Linked DNA regions of Mus musculus: region 2 is linked to region 1. Evidence: chromatin loops called from intact Hi-C (ENCODE). Cell type or tissue: gastrocnemius. All regions are shown on one strand. Links, peaks and the distances in the headings refer to the core of each region. The heading gives the core; the rest is flanking DNA.

Region 1 (10,248 bases), core at 3,052-5,551:
CCCTACGGCCTTCCTACTCCCCTGGCTTCCATAAGGAGCTTTGGCCTCCCGACGCCCCTCTCTCAGGCTCTGAGTGTCGCTTTCGTCGCCTCACCGCTCCGACCCACACCCAGAGACCTGCCGGCCTCGCGCCCTGCCCAAGCCAGGCTCCTCCCTCCATCCCGGCCCCCGTACCCGGTGCAGCAGCCTCTCGGGTCCGGGGGAGAACGGGGCCGAGGTCCCGGACGGACCCGGGCTTGCCCTGACGAGCGCCGCGGTAGGAGCGAGCTTCCGGGCAGCTCCGGGCCGGCGGCGCCGGGGACGCGGGTCGGGGGGCGCAGGGGCGCGAGGGGCGACGGCGTCCCTGAGAAAGAGCACCGTTCAGAAACGCCCGCTACACACACGAAGGTTCCGAGGCTGGAGTCTGCAGCTGTAAAGGGAGAGCGCAAGGGGTGGGGGTGGCGCTTGGCCAACGAGAAGGACCTGCAAAAGGACAGTTTCCAGCTGCGTGCCATTCACAAGAGCCATTCCTTTGCTTTGAGTGACCCGTAAAAAGCTAGATACTGTGAAGTCTAGTAAGCGCCCCATAAAGAATTGAAATTTACAGCTTGTCGTCTTTCCACCCTGCCTCCCCTTTCCGCTTAGGCAAAACCAGCGGGTTAGAGAAGGGGTGTTTCTGTTGGATGAGCAAATGGAGAGACAGAGGTCCAGAAGCCCGATCTCTGTTCTGATTTAGCAGGGTCACAATCCTCACGTCTCATAAATGGGGGAATCAATGTCCAAAGAAGACGTTGCCAGATCCCGTAAAGTATATATGCTCCACTGAACATACGGGGAAACAGAGACTGGGGACGACCAGATGTTGACCCAGAAAGGAAAATGTACTATTTCCCCGCAGAGCATATGGGGAATCTGAAAACTGGAGCATGCTTGCTAGGTATAAAAATGGGGACAGGGTTTACCTAACATGCACTCTTGGTTTGATCCCCAGCACTGCATAAAACTGGTTGAAACAGAAGAATCAGAAGTTCAAGGTTATCTTCTCCAATATATTGAGTTGGAGGCCGGCCTGGGCTACATGAAATCGCATCTGAAAACAAGGATGGAGAGCAGCTGTGATTCTTGCCAGTGACCCAGCAGGGGAAAGTAAGGTCTCCAGAGGAGACCAGCCATTCCTAGGTACGGGCATGGGGAAGTTTAGACTTACTATGGAATACATGGGGAAGCTGAGGCTCAGAGAAAGCCAGGCATTGTCGTATACACAGGCAAGGAAGCTGGTTCTTTGGAATGGAAAAGAGTGCTGCTGAAGTCACCAGCACCCACTGCCTATGGTAGCTGGCGCGCAGGGCTCTTCAAGGAGGGTCTGAGCATCCAGTTTTGATGCAGTAGCCTGGGCCAGTGAAGACACTTTGTATTTGTAAAATGCACTCTGGTATGAGATGCAATTACAGGAGGTTAGGACCCATCTAAGGCTAAGTCCTAGATCCACGTACTGGGAGTTGGGAGGGGGCAACAGCTGGACATAGCCAAGGGAGAGGAGGGTTAGGCGCCCAGTGCAAGGACCCCACCCACCCACCCACCCAAAGAGTGGACTACCCCTTGAAGAATTATCCAACATCTTTCCATCGGTAACAAATGCTATAATTTCTATGAGGCGTGACAGTGGATACATGAAGCTATTGAGCACTAGTGCTTCTGAGGCCCTGAAGTATGGAACGTATTCATTCCTTAATTTAGATTTGCCCCAGGAGACAGCTATATAAACTGTATTTTTATTTCTTGAGACATGATCTCAAGAAGCCTAGCCTGACTATGCAGCCTAAGATAACCTTGAATTCTCTCTCTCCTTTAAAAAAAAATGTATGTAAGTGTTTTGGTGGCCTGTAGGCATATACACATGTGTACTTGGTGTCCTTGGAGGTCAGAAGACAGCAATCGGATTCCCTAGAACTGGAGTTAGAGTGTTTGTGAACCACCTTGTGGGTGCTATAAGTCAAACCCAGGTCCTCTACAAGGGCAAAGGAGTTCAAACCCAGATGACCACGTGGTGGAAGAAAAGAACCAACTCTAGAAAGTTGCCTTCTGACTGCCACATGCATGTACACGATCACACATAAATAAATGAATTTCAAAACCTAAGCCAAGAAGAGGGCAGAGACACAAAACAAAATATCAGTTAGTGAATGAGTAAATTTGATCAGATAGTAAATCCCACCTCTCCCTGAAAAGATACTTCTGGATGGAGCTGGAGCCATGCTTCAGCAGTTAAGAGCACTGGCTGCTCTAGTAAAAGCCCCAGGTTCCATTCCCAGCACCCAGCTTAACAACCATTTATAAATCCAATTCCAGGGGAGCCCACACCATCTTCTGTCTCCTGTAACAGGCATACATGTCTACAAACATCCGAGTAGGCAGAAACACCAATATACATAAAATAACTTTTAAAAAAGCTACTGCCGGGTGGCTTAGCATCCCCAAAGCTCTGGATCTGATTCCCCACAACACAGAGGAGACACCCTGCCACCTAGCTGGGACATGGTCATGATAAAGTCTACCAGACATCAGTCTAACCCCTCTAATGTCCTCACTTGTCCCAACCACCACCTCTCTCCCTCTCAAAGTCAGACATATCATGTCCTGATATGTTTCTCTGTTAAAGGAGGTGTGGCCTTGTTAAAGTGGGTGTATCACTGTGGGTGTGGGCTTTAAGACCTTGTCCTAGCTGCCTGGAAACAAGTATTCTCCTAGCTGTCTTTGGAACAAGATGTAGAATTCTTAGCTCCTCCTGCACTGTGCCTGCCTGGATGCTGCCATGTTCCCGAGTTGATGATAGTGGACTAAACCTCTGAACTTGTAAGCCAGCCCCAATTAAATGTAGTTCTTTATAAGAGTTGCTTTGGTCATGGTGTCTGTTCACAGCAGGAAACCCTAACTAAGACATCTGCCAATCAGCCTGAGTCTACAGAAGCGGCAAGAAGCCACTGGAATCTGACGTCACGAGAAGTTCCTTGGTGAGTTAATCTCTATGAAGTCATGACAAGAGAACACTTGCCACGTGGTTCATGGCCAACAGTAACCAGAGCATCTTCAGTGAAGACTATCAAGGTGAAACAATGCCCAAGCCATGTCCCACCATCTGCAGTCATATTTATATTCTTCCTAAGCATCACACATCCTTTCACCTGTGTCTACTTTAGCAGAACACTCTTTCATGTATCTGCACCAGCAAAACATCATATGACATAACTGAGTTCCCAAAGAAACCTGAGAGTTCCACTTCAAACATGCCTGTCGGCTGTGGTGGGGAGTTCCTTTAATCTCTTTTTGTTTGTTTGTTCTGTTGTTTGTTGAGGGTTTTTTTTTTTTTTTTGTTTGTCAACTTGACACAACCTAGAGAGAATATTCTGGGAAGGGGAACCACAATAGAAAATGAAGGGGAAAAAATGCCTTTTAGTAGATTGGCCAGTAGACAAGTTTGTGGGACTTTTTTTCTTTTTTTGATTGATTGATGACTAAAATGGAAGGGTTCAGCATGCTGTGAGTGGTGTCACCCCAGAGCAAAGAGTCCTAGGGTGGATAAGAAAACAAATTGAAGAAATAATGGTGATCAAGCCAGGAAGCAGCTCTCCTCTGTGGCCTCTGCTTCAGTTCCTGCCTTGAGTCCTGTCCTGACTCCCTCCATGATGGCTGTGCCTTGAGTCCTGTCTTGACTCCCTCCATGATGGCTGTGCCTTGAGTCCTGTCCTGACTCCCCTCCATGATGGCTGTGCCTTGAGTCCTGTCCTGACTCCCTCCATGATGGCTGTGCCTTGAGTCCTGTCCTGACTCCCCTCCATGATGGCTGTGCCTTGAGTCCTGTCTTGACTCCCTCCATGATGGCTGTGCCTTGAGTCCTGTCTTGACTCCCCTCCATGATGGCTGTGCCTTGAGTCCTGTCTTGACTCCCCTCCATGATGGCTGTGCCTTGAGTCCTGTCTTGACTCCCTCCATGATGGCTGTGCCTTGAGTCCTGTCCTGACTCCCCTCCATGATGGCTGTGCCTTGAGTCCTGTCTTGACTCCCTCCATGATGGCTGTGCCTTGAGTCCTGTCCTGACTCCCCTCCATGATGGCTGTGCCTTGAGTCCTGTCCTGACTCCCTCCATGATGGCTGTGCCTTGAGTCCTGTCCTGACTCCCCTCCATGATGGCTGTGCCTTGAGTCCTGTCCTGACTCCCTCCATGATGGCTGTGATGTGAAATAAACCTTTTCCTCCCTACGTTGCTTTTGGCCAGGGCCTTTATCACTGAAATAGAAAACAAACCAGGACAAACCCAAGCTGATTGATTGTTGTCACAGAGCTTCTCCATACACTGTCACAAGAAACTCTCTCCTAGGCCTTATGGGGGCGACAAAGTTCAAAGTATTAAAATGTTCCCTCCATTTTAACAGATGGTGAAATTCAAATACAAAGACCTATGTCCAAGACTGGTGAGGTGGCCCAGGAGGGTCAACTGTCTTGCTACCAAGCTCAACAACCTTCTTCTGACTCCCTAACCTGAGTTTAACCCCTGAGACCCACATGATGGATAAAGAGAACTTGCTCCTGCAAGTTGTCCCCTGACCTCCAGGAACATGGCATGCCTGAACACACAAATGCATGCACACATACACATACACACACGCAAAAATAAATGTTTTGGGGTTGTTTTGTTTTGAGACAAGGTTTCTGTGTAGCCCTGGCTGTCCTGGAATTGGCTCTGTAGACCAGGCTAACCTTAAATTCAGAGATCCACCTGCCTCTGCCCCTCAAGTGCTAAGATCAAAGGCGTGCGTCACCACCGGTGACTGGTGGGGGTGGGGAGTTGTTTGTTTTAAGACAGGATCTCACTATGCAGCACTGACTGGCCTGGAACTCAGAGAGTATGCCTTTCTACTTGCTTCTCCCTCCCTAAAGTGATTGGATTAAAGGCATGCACCACCAAGCTGTGTTTCTCCTTTTAATTCGGTATGTGTTGCTGTGTGCACAGAGCCTGTGGCAATTGTAGTGGGCATGGAATTCCCTTCCCTGGATTGGAGTTGCAGATGATTGTCAGCCACCCAGTATGGGTGCTGGGAGCTGAGCTTGGATCTTCTGCAGCAACGGGAAACACTCCCAAACACTGAGCCATCTCTCCATCCCCATAACTACTTTAACAAATGATTTTAAATTACATTTATGGGGAAGGGGGAGTGAATGCCGTGACACTTGTGTGGAAGTCAGAAGACAACTTGGGAGTCAGTTCTCGCCTTCTACCATGTAGGTTCTGGGAATCATACGCAAGCCATCAAGCACAGCAGCAACCCTTACCCACTAAGCCGTCTCTCTGGCTCTAGAATAACTACTTCTAATAGTGGCTATATGGTTCAGCTTGACCTCACTGTAGCCATCTTGATAACCACCACAACCACTGCAAAGCAAACCATGTTTTTTCCTGGAAACCACAGACATGTCCCTAGAGTAACATGTAGGGTTTCAGAACTGTTTCAATGTCAGGGATGCACCTGCCTGCCCCTTTCCTATTAGCTGAAGATCACAAACACATTCTAAGTTAGATGAGATCACAGTGCCCCCTAGCCTTTCATTCTTATACAGGTTTTAGCACTTGTTCTGCCTGCCGCCTAGGATCACACTTCTATCAGCACACCCCCTCAATAAATTCAGATCATGAACCCTTGAATCTTATCTTCCTCTTTTCTGCAGTCATTCTGCATCATAGCCCTTGCACCTGGCTCTCACACACTGGAACCTGACTGTCATTACGCTGTCTTAGAAATCTAGTGTGTATTTTCACACTTGTGATGTCTCACTTCGTTCTAACATTGTGTCATGTGCCCCAACTCCAAGTCAGTCGCATCTGTGTTGGACAGACAAATACAGAGATGACAGACAAACAGGTAACTACAATGCAAAATGTTGAATCACATCACTAGGGAGGTAGAAGTGGGTGAACTCCGAGTTCCAAGCCAGCCTGGTCTACACAGTGAATTCCTGACCATCCAGGACTACATCGGGAGATATCCTCTAAGTGGGCCTGGGAGATGGCTCAACAGGAAACAGTGCTTACCATCAAACCTGAAGACCTGAGTTTGAGCCCTGGGACCAACACGGTGCAAGGAGAGAGCCGACTTCTGACCATCACACACACACACCACCTTTGACACAAGTGCACTTACACAAATGCACACAAAGCAACTGAAAAAAACCACTATCAAATGCTTACAGTAGACTTTAATGTTTAATGTGTATGGATGTTTTCCTCTCATTTATGCCTGTGTTCCACTTGCATGTCTGGCGCTCAAAAAGCCTAGAACTCCTGGAACTGGAGTTAAAAGATGGTTGTGAGCCACCATGTGAGTGCTGGCAATCAGAACCAGGTCCTCTGGAAAAGCAGCAGCCAATGCTCTTAACTGCTAAGCCATCCAGTGCCCAAGACATTCGTTTTATATAAAAATGTGTTCAGTTTGATTTTGTAGTTTGAGAAAGGGTCTCATAGTCCAGGCTAGCCTTGAACTCACTGTGTAGCTGTTATGGAGTTCAAGACTTCCCAGGGGAAAAAATAAAGAAGATAACAGACTCAATCTAGATTATAAGTAGTTAAATTTCTTGTAGCTGGTAGCAGGACAGCTATCTCTGAGCCAGGCGAGTGACTGCCACTCAAAGCAGATGAGGAAAGGAAGGACTTTTAAAGACAAAAACCACAGGGAGACCTTGACTATCTGCACAAGTAAGCCACAAGCTGCTTTGCTCTGCCAAGACTAGGTAGTCAAGGCACATCCAAATAGTCCTTGAATGTCTGCAGGTTTACAGAAGCCAAAAGGCAGTCAATGATAACAAAGCAGCTGGTCGTGGTTGTACATTTCTGGACTGACTGAGTCAGGGTTACTAGGAATTTATCTTCCAGGGGCTAGAACCAGAGGCAAATGGCCAGTGGGTACCAAGGGCTAGAACCAGAGGCAAATGGCCAGTGGGTACCAAGGGCTAGAACCAGAGACAAATGGCCAGTGGGTACCAAGATGGATGCCTACCAGAGGCAAATGGCCAGTGGGTACCAAGATGGATGCCTACCAGAGGCAAATGGCCAGTGGGTACCAAGGGCTAGAACCAGAGGCAAATGGCCAGTGGGTACCAAGGGCTAGAACCAGAGACAAATGGCCAGTGGGTACCAAGATGGATGCCTAGCAGAGGCAAATGGCCAGTGGGTACCAAGATGGATGCCTAGCAGAGGCAAATGGCCAGTGGGTACCAAGATGGATGCCTCGCATAGAGTGGAGTATTATTTGCTTCATTTTTTGGTTAGGTTTGGTTTTTTTGAGGCAGGGTTTCTTATGTTGTGGTGATTCCCCAAACACAAATTTCTTTTTATTGTTACTTCATAACTAAATTTTCAATGTTATGGGCCATAATATAATTATCTGTGGTTCCCAATAGTCTTAGGTGACCCCTGTGAAAGGATCAGTCAACCTCCACAGACCACTCCTCTCTCCAATATGAGGAGCTGTATGTATGAAAGAGTCCTAGTATTAGGAAAGTTGAGAACCACTGGCTCAGAGGTTAAGAGCACTAATGGTTTTCAGTAGAAATAGTACATCAGGTTAGGAGTGCAGTTGTATGGTAGAATACTTGCCTAGTATGTGGAAGGCCGTAGGTTCTGTCTCTAACCGCCCTCCCCCCTCCATACAGACACATACACGGGGAGAGACAGAGACAGAGACAGAGACAGAGACAGAGACAGAGAAACAGAGACAAAGAAAGAATGAGCTGGGATAAATAGTTGATAAGAAAATGTAAGCCAAAAAAAGTAGTTTACCACTACCTTCAATAGTAAATCTTTTATTTTTGAGGCATGGTCTCACTACATAGTCCTCCTAGTTGTCCTAAAACTTACTATGTAGACCAGGCTGACCTCAAACTAAGAGATCTACATCCCTGTGACTGCTGAATGCTGGGATTAAATATCTGCACTACTGTGCCCAGCTTTTTAATTATCCTCTTATTTTAGATGTCTGGGTGGTTTGCCTGCATGAATGCCTATACGTATGTCCAATTTTTAAATCTGTCTACAGGTTCCCTGACACCAGTGATTTATTAAAAACAATCAAACTAAGGGGGCTTGGGAGATGGCCCAGCCATTTAAGACCCCGTGCTTGTCATTCAGATGACCTGGGTCCAGTTCCCAGCATCCAGGTGGCAGCTCATAGGGCTGAGGTTCTAGGGCATCTGACAAACTCTTCTTTTTCCCTCCTTGTGGGGGCTGGGGATGGCGTTCAGGGTTTTGTTTTGTTTCCAGACAGGGTTCCTCTGTGTAGCCCTGGTCATGCTGGAATTCACTCTGTAGAGCAGGCTGGCCCCAAACAGATCCAAGTGCTAGGATTAAAGGCATGCATCACCACCAGACTAGACATCCTCTTCTGACCTCCTCGGACACCAGGCATGCACATGGTACATAGGCATGCAGGCAAAACACTCCTACACACACAATAAAGTGAATAAATACTGCTAAAAATGGAAAATAATGGCCCAACAGAAAAGTTATGACTTGTATAGTGAGTATCCATATATGTATTTATCTTTTTTCTTTTCTTTCTTTCTTTTTTTTTTGTTTTGTTTTTTTTTTTGTTTTTGTTTTTGTTTTTGTTTTTGAGATGGTTTCACTGTGTAGCCCTGGATGTTCTGGAACTAACTCTGTAGACCAGGCTGGCCTCGAACTCAGAAATCCGCCTGTCTCTGCCTCCCAAGTGCTGGGATTAAAGGTGTGCGCCACCATCATTTTTAAGTAGCATCTACAGCTTAATTTATGTATTTGCTTACTTATTTAGTGCATGGGGCACCCATGTACCAAGAGACAGAACCACCCTTACTGCCAGCACTTCCCAGGTTTGTTTTGTTTTTTAATCTTGTTCTCTTTGTGTGTGTGTGAATGCAAATGCCCACAGAGACCAGAAGAAGGTATTATATTTCTTGGAGCTGAAGTTTCTTTGGAAAGTCAGTTATGTCAAATGGTGTTTTGCTGGGGCACATAGGTGAAAGGATGTCTTGCTAAAGCAGAAATGGGAAAGCAGTTTTCCTGAAGCAGACACAGGTGAAAGGATGTTTTGATATAGCAAACATGTGAAAGAACCCATGATGAAGGAGTATAAATATGACCCCACTGTCCAAGCCAGCTCAGTCAGTCAACAGGTTCTCCAGCGCAGGAGTGAGGATTAAAAGAAAAAAGACAGACAACATTGTAGTGTGACTCCAGCCAGTTCTGAGGTAGAGACAGGTTTATTTTTTTCCCAGTCTGCTTTTATACCATTTTAAGTACATGGAAGTAATAAGGTCAGTTCTAGGTTGAGGAACAAGCAAGACAATAAACACAAATAGTCAAGGAACAAACAAGGTAATAAACAGAGTCCTGTGGTCACTCCCCAGGACGTCTGTTTCTAAGGCTTGTCAGGATGACCAAGATATCTGAGCCTACTTCCCTCCCTATCCTGGCCCAAAATCAGATTCTTGCCTGAAGCCTACTTCTTTTTTTTTTTTCAAACAAACCTTTTGAAATTATTTTAAAATATTTTCAAAAAAACATTTCTAAGACATTAGTATCTGAAACAGTAACTAAAATCGAGATGATTAAAACAGGAGCAAAAGACTTAAACGTTTCTTCAGAGAAGAATACAAATATCAATAAGCATGAAAGGCTAAGGAGAAGGGAATTGGGATGCCACAGTTTAGTGGGTATGGAGTTTGGGGTTATATTGCTTGTTCATGTATGAGGGGGGGAGGGGATTGGTCTCACTGTTTTTGGCCAGGATGGTCTCCTGAACTTAAATGACCCTCCCATTCAAGCTCCTGCGAACTGAGAACCTCAGACAGACACATGTCATCATGTCCAGCTTAAGAGTTCCAATTTTATAATATAAAGAGAATATGAAGATGAAAGATGATGCCTTGGTTGTCACAGTTACAACAAAATACTTCAGAAGACAACTTAGAAGGAGAAAGGAGTTCATTTTGGTTCACAATCTCAGAGATGGCAACCTCTGACTGACTGGTGCCATTGGTTCTGGGCCAGTGGTGAAGCAGAACTTTATGGCAAAAGGGTGTGACAGAGTCCCCTAGTTCTTTGTTCCAGCCTGAAATTAGATTCCTGCCTCAACTTACTTCCATGTCATGGGCCCAATGTCAGATTCCTGCCTGAAGCCCATTTCCTTGTCCTTGGCCAATGTAGATTCCTTCCAAACTGCCCCAAAAGCTCTCCACACCCCA
Region 2 (10,248 bases), core at 3,002-5,501, 100 kb after region 1:
TTCCCTGCCCAAATCAGTAACTGGACCCTACTGGCCTTTACAGGAGTGTAGGGGCGCCAGGCTCCATCACCTTCAGTAACCTCTGAGTCGTGATCTGGGAAGAGAAGGAGGGACTGGTTTCCTGGCCACAGTTTCAGGGGTCAGAACTGGAGTTAGAGGGGTGGAGTGTCTTCTAAGCTGGTCCTCAGTTTTCAGACCAGTAAGAAGAGGTGCAGATATAGGAAGGCACTGGTCACTAAGATGGGCGAGTCATAAAAGTCCTAATCTGGAACCCCAGGATGAGGTCAAAGAAGGGGCATGGCCATTGTTGTCCCAGGGCTGGGTTGCAGCTCTACTGTGTGGATTTGATGATGGGCTAGAGGGCCCTGAGTCCTTTCTGCAAAGCAGATTAAGACTCCTCCCTTGCAGGGCCGCAGTGATGTGGATGGGAAGTAGTTTTCAGGTGGTGCATGCCTGAAATCCCAGTCCTAAGGAGAGTACTCTCTTCTCTCTCTGTCTCTGTCTCTTTCTGTGTGTGTCTCTCTCTGTGTCTGTCTCTGTCTATCTGTCTGTCTCTGTCTCTCTCTCTTTATCTCTCTCTCTGTCTCTCTCTCTGTCTCTGTGTGTGTGTGTGTGTGTGTGTGACACACACACAGAGTTCACATGCTAGGCATAGAGAGCCATAGTTGTGTCTGGGATCACTTCTGTTTTTAAGGGTTTTTTCCATTAATTCATTTACTTTATTGGGGGTGCATATGGAGGTTAGGGAACAACTTATGAGAGTTGGTTCTCTCCTTCTATTATTTAGGTTCCAGGCACCAAACTCAGACCATCAGGGCTTACATAGCAAGTGTCTACCCACTGAGCCATCTCACTAGCCCTGGGTGCAGTCTTCATAAGTGGATCTGTACCACCTGGCATCTCTGCCTGTCCATGAACTGACTCAGTGGTAATCCTCATCCTGTGGGCTTAGTGTGATTAATATTCCCAATTTACAGAGGAGAAAACTGAGGCTCTGAGAAATGAACAAAAATTCCAGAGATATACAGGCTGCAAGACTAGACACAAGCCCAGTTGGTTCGATGTGGCCACATAATCCTATCTGAACTGGACATGAAATTCAGTTGGTAGAATGCTTGCCCAGTATACATGAAGCCTTAGGTGCAACCTTCAATGGTGCATATAACCAAGTATGATACTGTACATCTTCATTCCTAGCACTTGGGAGATGCAGACAAGAAGGTCAGAAGCTCGTGGGCATCCATGACACACTGAATGACATGCCAGATTAGGCTACATGCATGGAACCTTCTCTCAAAAGGGTCTGGAGGAGACAGATTTGGGTTGCCAATCAAGGCTGCTGCAGGGACTGGGGCACAAAACGGACAACAGATCAGTCACTCTCACCACGTACCCTGCAGAGCCTAAGCACGCTCAGAAATGTTCCCGTCCAGTCATCTCCACATGCCCATGAGACATACACTATTATTATCCCCGTTTATAGGTGGGGAACGGAGACTAAGAGGCTCAGTAGCTGGCTCAGGACTACCCCTAGCAAGGACTCCACCCGGCATCCAGGCTGAGAGTGCATCTCCTCCTCTGCTGAGCTGTGGTAACAGTACCCTCCCCAGCCAGTGTTAACGGAGATGGAATGACAGCCGGCTGCAGAGCCTCTAAACCAGCGGTTCTCAACCTGAGGGTCATCTTTCACAGGGGTCACACAAGACATCCCACATATCAGATGTTTATATTATGAGTTGTACCAGTAGCAAAATGACTGCTACGAAGTACCAACAAAAATTAATTTATGGTTGGGGGTCACCACAACGTGAGAAACTGTATTAAGTGGTTGTAGCATTAGGAAGGGTGAGAATTGCTTCAAACAGAGTCTGATACGGACACACCCCATAAGTGCTTGTCCATATGACGATGTTATCCCACCTATTTGGACTCATGAACTGTGTGCTCTGTCCTTAAAGCTGGGCACACCATGGCTGAGACAGCTTCCTGCCTCCACAGATTCATCAATGCCAGGACTGTCATAATGATCACCACTAGCATGATCAACATTAGCACCAGCATTGCTAGCACATCAGTGTCATCACGTCTCCGCCATTACCAACATCACCTCTTCATCACTACCACCATCACACTCACTGTGTTTCACCATAACCATCAATACCATCACCACTGTAATCACCACCATCCACAGTTCACCATCACCACCACCACCAATACCATCATCACTGTTATCAACGCCATCACCAGAGTCACCACAAAATTACTCCCCCACACCATCATAACCTTCACAACTAACATCACCATCACCATCCACACACAATCACGGCTTTCATCGGTAACACCGTGACCACCATCTTCATCATTATACCACAACACCACCACACCATCTTTGTCATCACGCTCATCGCCACTGACATCATCACACCATTATTGCCATCATCCCATCATCACAACCACCATGACCACCAACCACCATCACAGCATTGTGACCATCACCATGACCTTCACCATAAGCGCCATCCTGTCACTAACCATGATCCCTATCAACACCACTGTCACCCTGCCATCATCATCAATACCGTGAGCACATGACCATCAACTGCCATCACCTCACCATGATCTCCAACGCCATCACAGATGGCATTGACAAGTTAGGATCAGCATTGTAATTCTGTCCCTCCAGAGCCCCTGCTCCCCAGTAACAACACCCACACTTCGATTGTACATACGTTGGCTTTTGTTTAAGAGTATCTTAAGCACCGTGAATTTCAGAGTGGGTCACACATCTCCCCTCAGAGGCCTCTCCTCCTCCTCTGTGGTGGTGGTCATGGGCACAGGAGTGCTGGGGGGCCAGGCCACCTCTGCTAGCCTCTTTACAGTCTCACTCAGCTGCCCCAACCCCTGAGCAGCCTCTACCAACTGGGCTAGGCCCAGTGCCAGGACTTGGCGCTCCTGCCGGTCCTGCTCCAGGACCCAGGTCAGTCTCTGCAGCTGGTCACCCACCTCCCTCACAGCACCTACCAGCTCCACCAAGGCAGGTGGCTCACAAGCCATGACCCTTACTGGTGGTAATGGGGACACACATGGCCCAAAAGGATCTGGGTTGTGATTAGGGGTTGGCCCTTGAGTGAGGTGGTCTGAAGCTGAGTGTAAGGTCTGGCTTCTGGGTGGTTTGAAGGCATCTGTGGGTAGTGGGTCCAAGTTTGAGGCTGGAGAGGGACTGGAGGGGCCGGACTCCGAGGCTAGAAAGAGCTCTAGGTTCTGCGTCTGGGATGCGTCTGTGGATGGGGCTTCCTCAAAGGTCAACTCTGAGTTTAGTCTAGGCTTAGTGGGAGAGGAAAGTTCTGTCTTTCGGGAGGATGGAAGGGACTCTGTAGGGGTGGCAGGGGTTGAGGAAGGGTGAGTATTGGTGGGAGGTTGAGGACTTGTGGCGGGGTGAGGGCTCCTGGGTTGCTGAGGGTTTGTGGTAGGTTGAGGGGCAATGGTGGGGTAAGAAGTTGTGTTGAGTTGAGGGATGCTGGTGGGGTGAGAGGCTGTAAACGGCTGTGTGGGGGTCCTGGTGTTCATGGGGAGGTCTGAGGAGTCAGAACTTTCTGGGATTATTTCAGGTGCTGGTGTTGTATCAGGTCCTGGAGTCAGCTCTGAGGTAGGAGAAAGCCTGCTCACTTCTGATAGCATAGAGGAGGCAGAGGTTAGCCCTTCAGGGGAGGTGGGTGTTGGGCTGCCTGAAAGCTCTGGGGAACGTGTTGGAAGCAAACTGGTATTAGGAGTGGACAAGGCAAAGGTTGCTGGGGAGGGAAGTCCTGGGGTGAGTAGAGATGGTTTGGGGGAGCTAGAGGTCCCCTCCTGCTTTGAGTCTGGGATGAGTTGTGGCCAGGAGCCAGAGGTCTGCCGTGAGCCAGAAGGCTCTGGTGAAGAGGAGGAAGCAGGAGATGAGGTGGTGGCTGAGGTGGGCAGCGGCCGGCGCTCAGGTGTTGGCTTCCTTGGTGAACCTGGAGTTGGAGAAAAGAGGGGCAGATCGGTCAGAGGTCAGTCTGCCCTATTGCCCTATCTACGTATTCCGCAAAGTCCCTTGAGGAGAAGACCAATGGGAAGGCAAAGATCTTCGTGACATCATGGGTCACCGGCAGATTTCACCAGGCCCTAGTGCCCCTCCTCCTCAACTCTTGCGAGGTCCCTGCCGCCACCTGGTGGCCTATGCGGGGAACACAGATGCCTACAAGTACAGAGTGGAGAAAGAGCCCAGGGGACCAGAAAGATGAACACGCTTTGGGATACGAGAAGACTCCTAGGAAACACCCACAGTGAGACTCTATGTGATAATTAACGTTCACTGTCAACTTGACAAGATTTGGAATCACCCAGGGGACACAGGTCTGAACATGTCTATATGGGAGTTTACAGAGAGATTTTATTGAGGAGGGAGAAACAACCATATCTATCGCTTGGGCTGGGGTTCTAAACTGAATGAAAAGAAGTGAGTTAGTCAGGCGTGGTGGCCCATGCTTTCAACCCCAGCCTTTTAGAGTCAGAGGCAGGAGGAAGTGTGTGAGTTCGAGGCTGTCTCTCTGCTTGATCTTTGAAGTAAGAAGTAGTTACCCCTAGGAGCTTGGAGCCCATCTCTGTACCCCAGGACACATACTCCCCAGGCCTCTTTGCCCATGCCTCACCTGCACGGGCCCTTGGAGCTGGAAAGGGGTGGCCGGGACTCTTGCTGGTGCTAGTGGTAACTGTGGATCCAGGCTTGGTTGTGGTGGGGGTCCCCTTGAACAGACCCCTTCCTGAAGGTGTATCCCACGTCCAGGAAGACTCATAACCTCCCTGGTCATCTGCAGATGTGTGAGGAAGAGAGTTGAGTCCTCCTTCCACTTTTTCCTGCTGCTCATTACCACAGCTCACCCGTCATTCAGCCCCTCAGCCTATGTCACCTTGTCACCGGTCAGGATGCTCTTGGCTAGTAAACGCAGAACCTGAAGAGGTTATCCCATAAAGCAAATGCGTGCATTGATTCCGTTCAAAGCAATATTGTTTTTGACACAGTCTCAGGTAGCTCACACTGAACTTGAACTCATGTAGCTGATGCTGGCCTGGAATTCCAATCTCCCTTTACATTTTAAAATGACATGTATTTATTAGTGCATGTGTGCCTTCCACCATGTGTGCTCCAACAATACTTGTCAGGTTTGTCACCAAGTATCCTATCTACTGAACTATCATGCTGTCCCAAGCAGCCTTTTTTAAGCCATAGCACACACATACACACATGCACAAACATAATACAGTTAAAATAAATAGATAAATAAATGGGTGACAATAAATAATTAACAAAAAGAAAAAACGTTCCTGAGTCTCATAAATACTTAGAATACACAAACCTTTCCAGGGTGAATCTCAGGGGAAAGACTAAAGACACGATTAAGCCCAGAGAAAGGCAACACACTCCGGGCTTTGACGAAGGAAGGGGCTGGAGCTGGAAAAGTCAAGAGGGCAGCTTCTCCCCTAGGGATCAGCCCTGCCTGATCTTAGATCAGTCAGACCCATGAAGTCTGACCTACAGAAGATCAAGAACATGAGCCACTAGATCTGTGGTGATGTTCTAGCAGCCAGAGAGATCCATGGAGGCCCTTCTTAGAGCTTAAAGCCTACCCTTGCTGAGGTGGGAGAAATAGCTTAGTGGTTAAGAGCATCTTTTGGGTTTCCAACCCACACTTCAGGCAGCTTACACCTGCCTGTAATGCCAGGTTTAGATTGGATGTCCTCTTCTGGTCTCACTGAGCTGTGTGTGTGTGTGTGTGTGTGTGTGTGTGTGTGTGTGTGTGTGTGTGTAGCTTGGCTGTTCTGGAACTTGCTATATAGACCAGGTTAGTTTCAAACTCACATAGATCCACCTCCTTTGCCTCCAGAGTTCTGGGATGAAGGGTATGCACCACCATGCCTGAACCACAAAATAAGTCCTTAAAAAGAATCTTAACCATGTGACTATGCGAGTTTTCTCCCACAGGCCTTTGGTCGCTTGAGAATTCCCTTCCTGGGAACAGTGGGTAAAGTTGCTCGCTGTACATCCTGATGACCTCAGTTAAACCCTGCCAAAACCCACATGGTGGAGTAGAAAATACAACTCGTGGAAGCTGTCCTCTGACCCCACACATAAGCCATGGCACACGCATGAATTAATTAAACAACACTTCTCTTCTTGCTCTCGTCTGCTGAAGGATAATATCACATTTCTGGAAGGATTTTCTTGGTTTCTCTTCTATAAATAATCATTACCACCTTGGGATCCTGAGCCTATGAATTGTTTCGGTAAGCAGAGTTTTCTGTTATAGGTGACGACGCGGGCCTTCTGTACGTTGGATTGGAACGCACAGTCACACAACTTGTCCCTGTGCTGTCTGGATTGGAGTCAGCTAAGTGAGTCAGAGCCCAGGCTTGTGCTTTGAGTGGCAGCACACATCATCCCAGTACAACGAGTGAATGGCATTAGGCTGGCATCATGATGCATGCCTATAATCCTACCACTCAGAGTTCAAGGCTTGCCTGAACTACACAGTGACTTCCAAGCCAGCTTAGGCTATGGTAAAAAAGAAGCTCTCGGCAGCAAACAAGAGCTGGGAGATAGCTCAGTTTGTAAATTACTTGTTTTGCAAACACAAGGAACGGAGTGTGAGCCCCAGAGCACACATTTAAAGAAAATATAAAGCTGGGTATGCCATCCCGGTGGTAGGGAGACAGAGACAGAGCTATCTCCCAGGTTTATGCATCACTAGCCTGGCCTCAATGTTGAGCTTCAAGGCCATTGTCTCATAAAAACAAGGTTTAGATAGTGCCTGGGGAATAGCACCAGATGTTGTCCTCTCGCCTCCACACACACTGTCCACACATTGCAGAGACACACACAAGCATTTACATATAGTTATACTTACACACATACCACACACATATATACATAAGACACATATAAATTGTTTGAAACAGTCTCATCCTACTACTACACCTTCTTCTAACCCTTGATACATAAAATTGTCCCAAGAGTTTGCTTGTACAGTTTGTACTTCTAATTTATTTGCCCTGCTCCCCCTACAAGGATCCCCCTGCCTCAGCTGTCTCTGCAGTGGGCAGTGCCTCACCATGCGCTCAATTCTACCACGAGGGGGCGCTGCAGGACAGAGAAACTGCCCTAATTGTGTAGAATGTAAGTTCTGCAAATGCAGCTGCACTTGAACAAGGAACGGGGTCTCTAAGAACTCACTTCTGGTTCCAGCATTCTAACGATCAACCTCGATACCAGCAAGAGGTACTCCTGGATCCACGTTATACATTCCTGAAGTTGGCTCCCTAGTTCAACTCTACAGGTGGAGAACAGGGATCCTGGTGGCCAATCAAAATGTGCAGCACTCCGTGACGTAAGGAGGTGCTAGGCAGAAGAGCAGGTACCTACCTAGGCAGGCCTGATTGTGCATGCTGGGTTCCAGAAAGGATGCAAGCAGACCCTCCAATCAGTGGCAGGCAGAGGGACACACACAAAGAGGCAGGGAGCATTCAACGGTGTATGCAGAGAGAAATGAGGGTGACAGAGAAACAGGGGTGCGAAATGCAGCGGGTAGGGCACAAATAGTGTCCTCTCTCACTGAAATGAGGGTCAAGAGACACAAACAGAGAAAGAAGGAAAGAGAGAGGGAGAGGGAGAAGGAGAAAGGACTGAAGCTAGCAGAATTAAAAAACAGATAGTGCGACTCAGAACATGGCAGTAGCTGACTGAAAAGAAGTTGGAGTATGCGTGCCTGTAATCCTAGCATTGGTGGGTGCAGTCAGGGGATCAAGGCCAGCCTCGGGTACATAGAGAAGCCCAGCTAGAGCTATAAAAGAACAGCTCAAAAGTGTAGAGGGGCAGAGAAAAGTAAGAGAGGAAAAGGAAGGAAAGAAAGAAAAAGAAAGGGGAAGGGAAGAGGCTGGAGAGATGGCTCAGCGGTTAAGAGCACTGACTGCTCTTCCAGAGGTGCTGAGTTCAATTCCCAGCAACCACATGATCTGTAATGGCTCACAACCATCTGTAATGGGATCTGATGCCCTCTGCTGGGTGTCTGAAGACAGCTACAGTGTACTCATATACATAAAATAAATAAATCTTAAAAAGAAAAAGAAAAGCCTGTCTCAAGAAGGGGACGGGAGGAAAGAGGGACATGAATGACAGGTAGCTGGAGTAATAAATTAGAGACAGGGCAGATGAGATGGATCGGCACCTAGCTGAAAATTCTAGTTGTATACCTGGAACCAACATGGTAAAAGGAGAAGACTGACTCCTGCAGGTTGTACATAGACACACACACAAGCACGAATCCACGCATGCAAGTGTGCACACACACATATGAGCTCGTATACTCATGCATATACACACTTACATATGAGTGCGTGTGCGAGCACATACTGTGGCATATGGCCCTGAGCACAGGTGTGCATGCACACACATATACAATCAATCAATCTAACAAAGAAAAAGGAAGGAAAGGGGGAACGCTACAGAAGGGAGGAGATAAAAGCAGAGGGTCTGAAAAAGACAGTGGAGGGGGAACCCAGGAAGGAAAGAAGAGAGGAAGTCACGTGAAATACAGTGAGTGACGGGCAAGGTGGTACATGCCCAGTGACCCGAGGGCTGGGGAGGTGGAGGCAGGGGGAGAACAGGAGTTCTAGGCCAGCTGGGACAACGAAAGAAAAAAGAAAAAGCAAACTACTGAGAAATGGGGTGAGATGGTGACTTGAAAGGAAGATACAGGGGCTGGACAGAGAGTTCAGGCTGTTCTCCCAGAGAAGCCAGGTTCAATTCCCTGCACCCATGTGGCTGCTCACGCCTGTCTATAACTCCAGTTTCAGGAGCACTAGTGCCCTCTTCTGGCCAGGACTCTGGTGCCCTCTTCTGGCCTGTGTGGGAACTGTATGCACATGGCATAGATATGCCTACAACCATACCCATAAAATAATAACTTTAAACAATGTAAAAGGTGTGGAAGGAGTATAGAACTTTAAAGAAAAACTGATGAAAAAAACCAAGAGATACTGCACTGGGAAAAACAGAGTACTAAAGAGGAAAAGAGAGTGGGAACGAATCCAATGGGAGAAAGACACCAGGAGAAAAGCAAAATGGAGTTCTAAGATGTAGGGGCCAGGGTGGATGGAGATCCCTGGGTTAGCATCAGGGGTGGAAGGACACAGACCATAGCAAAACAGAAGCCATGGAGAAGCAGAAGGACTGACAGATGTCATGTAAGGCACTGACTTTCATGGGTGGGGCTGGGAAGGGCAGGAGTTAGAACCTGTGCTCCAGGAGGGTCCTGTCTGTGTCTGACCTAGAGCCTGACCAGGACAACACATGGACTGCCAGACTGGGTATGAGTCTGCTGACGGTGGAACCATGTGCTCACAGGACAACCCTGAGCTGAGGGCTCTGGGTCATTCCTGCACATGCTCTGGATTGAGGGGCATGGTCGATTTGGTAGGCTCAGTACTAGCTGATGCCCTCTGATCGCTCTGAGCCACATGCTGTCCCATTGCACTCTGGAGAAGGTGAATACTGTCAAGCCCAAGAGTGGAACACATTTAGGCAAGCCTGCCAGGACATGGAGGCCTAGGCTAGCTGTTAGAGAGATCTTTATGGCTGACCACAGTAGCACATATGTTTGCACTGCCAATACTTGGGAGGGGGAGACAGGAAGTTCAAGGCAAACCTCAGCCACATAGCAAGTTCAAGGCCAGTCTGGGATACAAGATATAGCACCTCAAAAACAAAACAAACAAAACAAAAGTGGGCGGATGCCATCGCCCGGTAGGTAAAGGAGCTTGTGGATAGAGCTCCACCATTTTGACTCTGACCTCATCACACATGCCTTGGCATATGCACCCAGGTTGAGCCCCTCACCCGTGTCTGGAAGGTTCTGTGTTGCTGGAGAGGGGACTTCAGTGTTTGTAGTGGTAGCCCAGGAAAGTGTATGTCCAGGCCGCGCAGCCACTGTGGTCCCTTTGGTCAGGTCCTCTCCGGAAGTAGGGTCCCAGGTCCAGGAAGGATAATCGTCATCACCCGTGTAGCCTGGGGGAGAGACAGGTAGCTTGTGCCTCTTCCTGCTAGCTGAGGTCCCCCCCCCCCGCCCCCGGGCTTCCCTTCCCTGCCAGAGTCTCCTGAAGTAACCCTTTCCTGCTCTCATGCTGAGCCCCCTCCAGCCCGCTCCTTAGACCTTTAGACACCAACGCTGAGTCCCC

What was found. Peaks named below come from ENCODE experiments on the same cell type or tissue, not always from the same donor. Only the 100,000 strongest peaks of a DNase experiment are listed, where the experiment ranks them.
Region 2: it touches region 1 in a loop (4-fold over the local background); 36 of 42 quality-filtered maps call a loop at or near these places.

The regions. Positions count from the first base shown.
Region 1 is chr7:5,041,641-5,051,888 of GRCm38, reverse strand. Gm15510 (predicted gene 15510) reads left to right here. Exons shown (of 4, transcript NR_166619.1): 2 at 971-1,158; 3 at 2,902-2,990; 4 at 4,410-4,942. Zfp580 (zinc finger protein 580) reads right to left here and starts at 357. Exons shown (of 2, transcript NM_026900.1): 1 at 175-357. In gastrocnemius, for the core only: a CTCF peak has its summit at 4,352; no DNase peak of the experiment used is centred there.
Region 2 is chr7:4,937,295-4,947,542 of GRCm38, reverse strand. Ssc5d (scavenger receptor cysteine rich family, 5 domains) reads right to left here. Exons shown (of 14, transcript NM_173008.3): 12 at 9,911-10,078; 13 at 4,671-4,829; 14 at 2,715-3,992. The coding sequence ends at 2,779. Among named protein-coding and RNA genes, the nearest start is that of Ssc5d, 17 kb to the right of the region's middle. In gastrocnemius, for the core only: a CTCF peak has its summit at 4,195 (motif pointing left); a DNase peak (open chromatin) is centred at 4,149; H3K4me3 peaks cover 532 bases; H3K27ac peaks cover 566 bases.